2 separate regions of the Homo sapiens genome follow, and region 1 is linked to region 2. Evidence: read pairs that join two places in POLR2A ChIA-PET (ENCODE). Cell type or tissue: MCF 10A. All regions are shown on one strand.

What was found. Peaks named below come from ENCODE experiments on the same cell type or tissue, not always from the same donor. Only the 100,000 strongest peaks of a DNase experiment are listed, where the experiment ranks them.
Region 1: POLR2A ChIA-PET joins it to region 2 with 11 read pairs; 7 of 35 experiments call an interaction of 5 or more read pairs at or near these places.

Annotation. Positions count from the first base shown.
Region 1 is chr14:68,524,710-68,528,709 of GRCh38, reverse strand. LOC124903334 (a long non-coding RNA gene) reads left to right here. Exons shown (of 3, transcript XR_007064223.1): 2 at 38-4,000. It also overlaps a transcript of RAD51B not described here. Among named protein-coding and RNA genes, the nearest start is that of RAD51B-AS1, 160 kb to the left of the region's middle. RefSeq lists enhancers at 1,242-1,762, 1,763-2,284. In MCF 10A, no CTCF peak of the experiment used is centred here; DNase peaks (open chromatin) are centred at 1,229, 1,829 and 2,089.
Region 2 is chr14:68,474,580-68,478,579 of GRCh38, reverse strand. RAD51B (RAD51 paralog B) reads right to left here. Exons shown (of 11, transcript NM_133510.4): 11 at 487-932. The coding sequence ends at 916. Among named protein-coding and RNA genes, the nearest start is that of RAD51B-AS1, 210 kb to the left of the region's middle. RefSeq lists enhancers at 2,021-2,240, 1,237-2,436. In MCF 10A, no CTCF peak of the experiment used is centred here; a DNase peak (open chromatin) is centred at 1,909.

The DNA of each region.
Region 1 (4,000 bases), 50 kb before region 2:
CAGAGCGAGACTCCGTCTCAAAAAAAAAAAAAAAAAGGTAAATAATTAGTTCTGAACAAATCTATATTTGCCAGGATTTTTTTTCCCACTAAATATGGACCTTGACTCAGAGCTTTCTCTTTCTTGCTCTTCATGCCACCCTCCTGACATTTACTGGTCAAGATGTTTAGTAATATGAATTTTAACAGGCTGATCATGGGTTTTTACAAGAGATCAGATAAAACTTAATTTATTTATACTTTATGATTTATGTCCAACTTTTAAAGTGTACTTGAGGTAGTTTACAATGAAAGTCACATATGCAATAAGTTGGTTGAATAATAAAGGGAAAATTAAACCATAGAGGAAGAAGGGAAAATAATTATGCCCAAAATCTGAGTTAATTATTACTGTAATTGAGTATTAAATTTGTTTAAGGCTTCCTGGCAGCAAAAGGCAAAGAAAGAGGAAATATGATGAATGACATCATTCTCAATGGCTGAAGTTTTTCTATGAAACAGTGTAGCAAGGTTATGATGGGCTAGAAACCATGCAGGGATTATGCTCCATTCAGGATGTATGGTACGGAAGACTGGAGGGAATTCTTTACTGGTTGGTGCCAGCCTTTTCTCATGGCTTTAGCAACAGGTTGGACGACTGTGGTTTTAGATGGCTTAGTGCAATCTGACTGGAGCCCACAAACTGAGATGGAAGACTTTTAAAAAAAATAATGTTTTAAAGTTTTTCAGTATAAAAAAATACACATTTACTAAAGAAAATTTGGAAAATTTGAAAGAGTATAAAGAAGAAAACACAAATATCCTTACAATTCCACTGCTCAGAAATAATCATTGTTAATATTTAGTAAACTTCCTTCCAGGCTTCTTTCTATGCATACTTTATGAGCTGACTTGTTGCAGTTCTTTCTGGCTCAATGATTCTACAAATTAGGTGGCCTTTGGCCCAAGTGGTTGTTGTGTTTAATAATAAAAATAGCTACTGCTCATATATTGTACATCTGATGTGCTCCAGACATTCTATTGGTGCATTATGTAGTCCCAGTCCTTCCAAGACCAACAGGCACAAGGAAGTTTTCCTATTTGCAGAGAGGTTATGTAATTTGTCTAAATCACATGGAGTGAAAGGAGCAGCAAAACACAAATCTGGGTGTGTCTGCACAGCATATTCTCTTTCTCCTACAATGTGCTACTTCTCTGAGACCCAGGGGTGCCCCTGATCCCTGCCACTTTGTTGTGACTCCTGGAAGTGGGAGTGCCAGAGTCTGACATCAGCTCAGTTGGTTCATGGGCCTCAAATGGCCAGCCCAGAAAACAGAAGGAGCTCGCTCCTCCCCTACTCTCTCTTTCCTTTTGTCCCCTTCCCCCACATCCCAGAGGTCAAGAAGCTAAACTGTCTAGGCTCCCAGGTTAGTTCAGGCAGCTGTTCAGATGGCTTTTACTTTGAAAAATACTGTAATTCAAACCTCTTTCATGGGGATAAGGTTAAGAAAAAGTCAAGAAACTCAGTTCCATTGTTTTCAGTCCCAACAATACCAAAGAGCATGTAGGCTTTTTCATTTTGTTTCGTTTTTTGTTTTGTTTTGGTCATCGTTATTATTGGGCTTTATAATTGAAACTTTGTGCGGATGTAACTTTCTTCTTTCCTGAGCTCCCCGTTCTGCCCAGAAACTTCTCTCTTGGGCAAGTCACAGACCAAAGAGTCTTGCAGCAGTCCCAAGCAGCCGCTAAGAGTCACAGATTCAGGCCGCACTGTTGTCAGGGCAGGCTGGCCACCACACCCAGAAGGGGAAGCCTGTTGTGAGTGGCCTCTGTCCAAAGCAAGCAGTGTCCCGTGTGCCAGGGGCCACTCCTGGCTGAAAATGAACTAGTTTTCTCCTCTCTCCTTTACCACTTTCGGGGACCTAAGAACTGAATCCAGAAGAACCAAGCGGCCTGAATGTCAGAGGCTCTTGGTGGGCCATGCAGTGGGCTGAGATCCTCTGAGCAGAGGTCTTCCATGCAGAGTGGTCTGCAGCAGTCTAGATGAATCAGGCTGGGTTGCCAGTGGGCGTGAGTCAGCAATAAGATGCCCTCTCCCCACTATACTTGCATAACTCTAAACACAGGCTTTGTCTTCCCTAACAATCACTCATCTGGCTGTGACACACTGGAGCCTGCTTCCTGGAGGACATGTTCATGGGAAAAATATTTTAAAAGAGGGTGTCCACACCTGAGCTTCAGCACTGTGTGCAACGGTAATTCATCTCAATTGCTGGACGTATAATACGGTCACATGTCGCTTAACGACACGTTCTGAGAAATATATCATTAGGTGGGTTTGTTGCTGTGGAAACATCGTCCAGTATACTTACACAACCTAGATGGTATAGTCTACTACACACCTAGGCTATATAGTCCTGTATGTGGTCAGTTGTTGACCAAAACATTGTTATGTGGCACATGACTATATGTGGCAAAGCACGAACAAGCTGGTTTTCCAAATGACTTGCCTCAAGATTTGGGACCCATTTAATAATAACAACGATAGAAACAACAGCAACAACAACAATGAACATTTTTATAGCACTGAACATGACCCAGACAGTTCACTAAGCACTTGACATATATTAACTCATGTATTTTCCCCATTTTACAGATAAGAAAACTGAGGCGCTATGATGGTAACCAACTTTCCCAATGTCACAGAGGTAGTAAGAACCTGAACCAGAGCCTCAGGAATTCCAATTTCTTAACCCAGCTCAGGAGTTTGACTTGGATGTTCATGTGATGGAATGGTGGAGGACAGAAGAAAATTGTAAATCACAAGTATTTCCCAGTTGATAACTTCTCAAACCCAAGAATGGCTCAGGTTGGCTCCCGGCACTTGGCATGTCATGGTTCTATCATGCTAATTCCATATGCCGGAGCTCATTGAAGTTGTGGCTGGCTATCTGGAAGGGGAGAAAAATCCCCCAGACCCTGTGCTGGCTGGAAGTGTTTGGCATTTGGGGCGAGTGTGGGTGTGAAAAGCAGCTTGTTGTAATGCTATAGGATGTCTGGACCACACTAAGGAGAGGCCCTGGCAACACTGCTAAGAAATGGAACATCACTCGTCAAGAAGAGACCCCATTGCAGGGAAACTCTGATGGCTGAAGTGCTCATATGCAGGTGGGGCTTAGCCAGGAGAACCATGAGAATTCCCAGATGGTCAGTGGGAAGGATGCTAAGGTGACCACCATGATTTTCACTTCCCAGCTCATGGGACAATGTCCTCCAGGTCCTATGACCTGAGGGTTGAAAACCCAGATAACTTTGAATTACTTTCTTATTGCTGTTGTAAAAGTTACCACTAATGGAATGGCTTAAAGCAAGGAAAATTTATCTTATAATTCTGGAGGCCAAAAGTCTGACATGGGTCTCACTGGGCTAAAATTAAGACATCTGGAAGGCGATGTTCCTTTCTAGAGGCTCTAGAGGAACATCCATTTGCTTGCCTTTTCCAGCTTCTAGAGGTGGCCCTCAGTCCTCGGCTTATGGCCCCTTCCATCTCCAAAGCTGATAATGGCCCATTGAGTCTTTCTTACATCGCTTTACTGACATTGAGTTTTCTGCCTCTCTCTTCCACATACTGGGACCCTTGTGATTATGCTTGGCCAAGGACAAGCTTTCTATCCCAAAGCCAACTGATTAGCACCTTTTTTGCTTCCTTAATTCTCCCTCACCATGTAACATATGCACAGGTTCAAAGGATCAGGACTTGGACGTCTTTGGGAGGCCATTACTCTGCCTATCACAGGCCACAGATGGAAAGGGTGGAAACCCCTATCACGAACATTCTTGGCCCAGTTGAGGGCCTGCTAAGCAGCTGGTGGTCTCTGCCACATGCTGGAGAGAAATCGTTGGAGACCTGCCTCAGAGAAAACACTGGAAATCACATAAATGGTTTTTAAAGAACTACAGCTACGTCCATCTTCTTGAGTCAAAAAACTCATTTCTGCTCCCTGTCAGAACCTAAAAAAGAA
Region 2 (4,000 bases):
CCCCCAGACCTTGCCCTGAACCCAGTCTGATGCTTCAATCAGAGCCTCATGGCAGTAGGAGTGTGTAGGCTGGGTGTTCTACTGGAAACGACTAAATTATCCTACGGGTCACCAATTGATTTATTTGCTAATTGACTGGCCCAGCTTTGGGCTTTAAATCTAAAGAAATCATTTCATCCTTTATTAAATACTGCATGAGTCTCAGTCTTTGTTCTGCAGGGCTATACACAATATACCAATAAAACTTGAATTTACACTACAATAGTTATGCCACTAATGACCTTCAAATGCCACTAATACCATACATGCTCCACTTCTCGGCTGGATCTGAACCTGTCAGTGAATTCTGAGCCCATCGACCTCCCTCTGACACAGAGTCGACCCCCTTGCCCATGCCCGCCCCCAGCCTCCCACATCATTCCATGATTTCATTTCTGAATCGGTTACTATTTGGAGACCCCAATTCCTTTACACCTACTCTTTTTATCTGGTAGACAATACTTTATTCGGAAATGTTCCCTCCTGTAATTACAAATCTTGTTAGTCATCCTCCTCCTCTCCCCAGGAGGATTGTGGGCTTTAATTAATTAATGTGGTTAAACCGCTTTGAGGTGCCTGGTTGAAAGGTGCTATATAAGTGCAAATTATTATTATGGCTGTTGACATCCCATGGCGGCAAAGCCCTCAGCCCTACACATCTAGAGACCTGAACAAAGGCTTCTTCATCTTCACCTTCCCTGCTAGGTCTGAAATCGCTAGCTCAATGGTTTAGGAGCAAATCTGTTACCATCTCAACAGCAATCAACTAATTAATCCCCATTATGTCAGCTTCCGTTTCCTTCTTCCAAGCAGTACGGTCCTGTTTTATTTCACAAATCACACCCCCATCAACTCTAGACAAAGGTCACAGTATCCCTATGGCTTCTCTTGGCCTAAAGGAAAAAAAAAAAAAAGAGAAAGTTTGAAAAAAAAAAATTGTTATGAAATGCACTAACTTCCCACCAGCAACCTAAATGGAACTTTCCTCCAACAGCAGTCCTCTTTCATACGTATTGCCCACAGAGCCACTGGCCTTGCAAACCAGAGATCCAGAAACACAGCGGAAGTGTGGGTTAGGGTCCCGCAGCCCTGGCTTGACTAAGGATAGCTATAGACAAAAGGGGAGTGTCGCTGCACTGGGTGGGAAGAGGTCATCCACAGAAGCAAGCACCCCTCTTCAGCTTTCTCTATGACCCCCAAGTTTCCCCTGAGAAAGCCAGCTGCCATCTGTAGCCAGGAAGCCCTCACAAAGGCAGGGGACCATGATTTAGATGTTTTGTGCTATATCTAGCACACCACAGTCCTTAACAAATGCCCAATACTTCCACTATGATGGTAGCCATTGAAAGCAGCCCTGTGGGGGAGACTTGGCCTCGCATAGGGACGCGGCTGACCAAAACACTCCTTACAAGGTTGTGCCTCACACCCTTTGTTCCAGTGGATGTGGGCAAGCCTCAGGGGGTCATGTCTTCATCTGCCTTCATTTATCCTCCCTATTGAAGGGCTCCTTCAGGACACTGGTCAGCCTCTGTGGGAAATGATTTGGAGAGCAACAAAAGAACCTGGGCTCTCTGGGAGGGCTTCAGAATTCAGTAAACATCTGGACATGGAAGGCCAGGTTCTCAAGCAGTCTAGCTGGGGAGATGTCAAAAGAGAGAAAGAGCTGTGTCTGCAATGCAAGCCCTTAGTTCTGTGGCGACATTTGTTGTAGAAAGACACAGACACCCCAGTAGGTAGATAGGAAGATTTTTCAAAAGCTCCTCTATTTGTCGGGTTTTGTGAGTTCAGTGCACTGTTTGTCAGTTCTCATGGCATGTGTGAGGAAACAGAAGTTTCGCATGGCTGGCGAGCAGCATGTGATGGGTGTTCTGACTCTGTGTGAGCTATGAATAACCTGAGGTTGCATAAGCCTGTCCTGGTAGTTGCTGTTAAGCTGTCTGTTATCCTTGAAGTTTGTAAAGCCCTCATGGGTCAAGATGACTTACTGGATTCTCACCCACGAGCACATTTTAATTGACAAAAAAATTAAGCACTAAGTGGCGAAATGATTTACACTTCATCGGTGAAATTCAGGATCTGAACTCTTGACTCTCAACGTTGCCTTTATTGTTGAGTCAATCCATTTAGAACACATTAGTCAGCATGACTCAACATTCACTACTAATCAGCATTAGTGATGGAACTAATCAGCATTCCCCAGTGTCCCTGAATCTATCCTCAAATAGCAAAAGAAATTGGCTTCTGTCAAGAGACAATGGAATGCGGTTTTTGTCAGTATTCACAAGCTGAAATCCAGTCCAAGTCCCACGTACTCTCAAGAACCTACCTCAGTCATCCTACTTGGAATAAGTCTATTCCCTTTATCCTTCTATATTCCACTGTTTGAACCTTGGTAATAGGTATCACAGTTGGCTTTTGATTAAACTTATTTAACTACATCTCTCCTAACTAGATTCTGGGCTACTAAAAGGAAGGGACCTTTTTTTTTTTTTTTTCAGCCTTATATCTCTTGACCCCTGAGCACCATGCTTTGTGAACAATAGATGCTCAACAAATATTTGCTGAACTGAACTCACTGAAATGCAGCTTAAATCATATTCCAGAAAGAACATGAAGTTCTTTGGAAGAGACTTTCAAAGAAAATCAACAACCTGAATTGATTTAACATATTTTGGTACTGTTACCTGGCCATTTTTGCAAATGCAAATTGTTAACTCTGCAAAGATAGCCAAGTGGCTTCCAGGTTCTAAAAGAGAAATGTAAATCCAGTCTAACTATAGTCCAGGCCTTGGAATAAAGTTTTTCTCAATAATGTTATTTCAACTGATATTTTGTTTCATTTTTTTTTTAAAAGTGGAGGTAGGAAAAAACATTTTGGAAAAAAAAAAGTGTTTGGTCTATGACTTTGGACCCAAGTTCATGCCCTGCCTTGTGCTATAAGCAATAGTAGCTCTCATTGAAGTTTCTTTCCTGGATACTGCATAAAAGCAAAACACATACTAAAGTTCCTTCCTGAAGGAGATTCTGTTTTGGGTGGGCAGAACAAGATTTTTGGGTGCTGATCCTTGGTGAAGTGATACCCTTTCTCTTCTACTTTAGAGTCTGGAACCAAAGAGGGTCCTGATGGCACTTTTCAATACATACAATATTTATGCTGCATTTTAAGAGTATAACTCTATTATGCAACAAGCCCAGCCCTTACGTCTGTACTATTGCACCTAATCTCTGCAACTGGGCTCTTCAGAAAGGGCTGTGTCACCGAATATTCATTTTCTTTTCTCATGATAACAGAAATCCCGAAATTTAGCTGGGTATATGGCCACCCAGATTAATGACTATATTTTTAGCCTTTCTGATCATATATTTACAGACTGGCCAACATCATATAAACAGAAATAATGTGTATAACTTCTGGTTAATGTCCTTAAGGGATGGGGGATGCTTTCTCTCCCACCACCATTCTCTATCTCATGCACATCCTGCTACTGGGATGGAGGGCATGATGCTGAACCATTCTGGACCATGGTAACGGCAACATCCTAGGTGTGACAGAGCAAAAAGTCAATGGCCTGGGCTCTTCGATAGACATGTAGAGCTAAGCTGCCAAACCAGCTCTGGACTGCATTCCTCCTCGGCACTACAGGAGGAAGCAGTACATCTCTATCATGTATACCACTGTTAGTTTAGGTTATAGTTACACCTGGCCAAACTTATAATCTAACTGCACTCAGGGACTTCGTTGAAGGATTATTGTATCAGTATGACCAATCCATTTTAGCTTAGAATTTCCAGATTCAAATTTCAGGACAGGCCTGAAGTATCTCAACAGAGGCTCATGAAGCCTGAGAGGTAAGTTGTCACAGGGGCTTCCCTGATGGAAGATGAGAGGGCCCAAACCCACTTCGGATTTTCTAAAATCTTAGGAGCCCAGGCTGAGGGCTTAGAAATGGCTACAAACCCA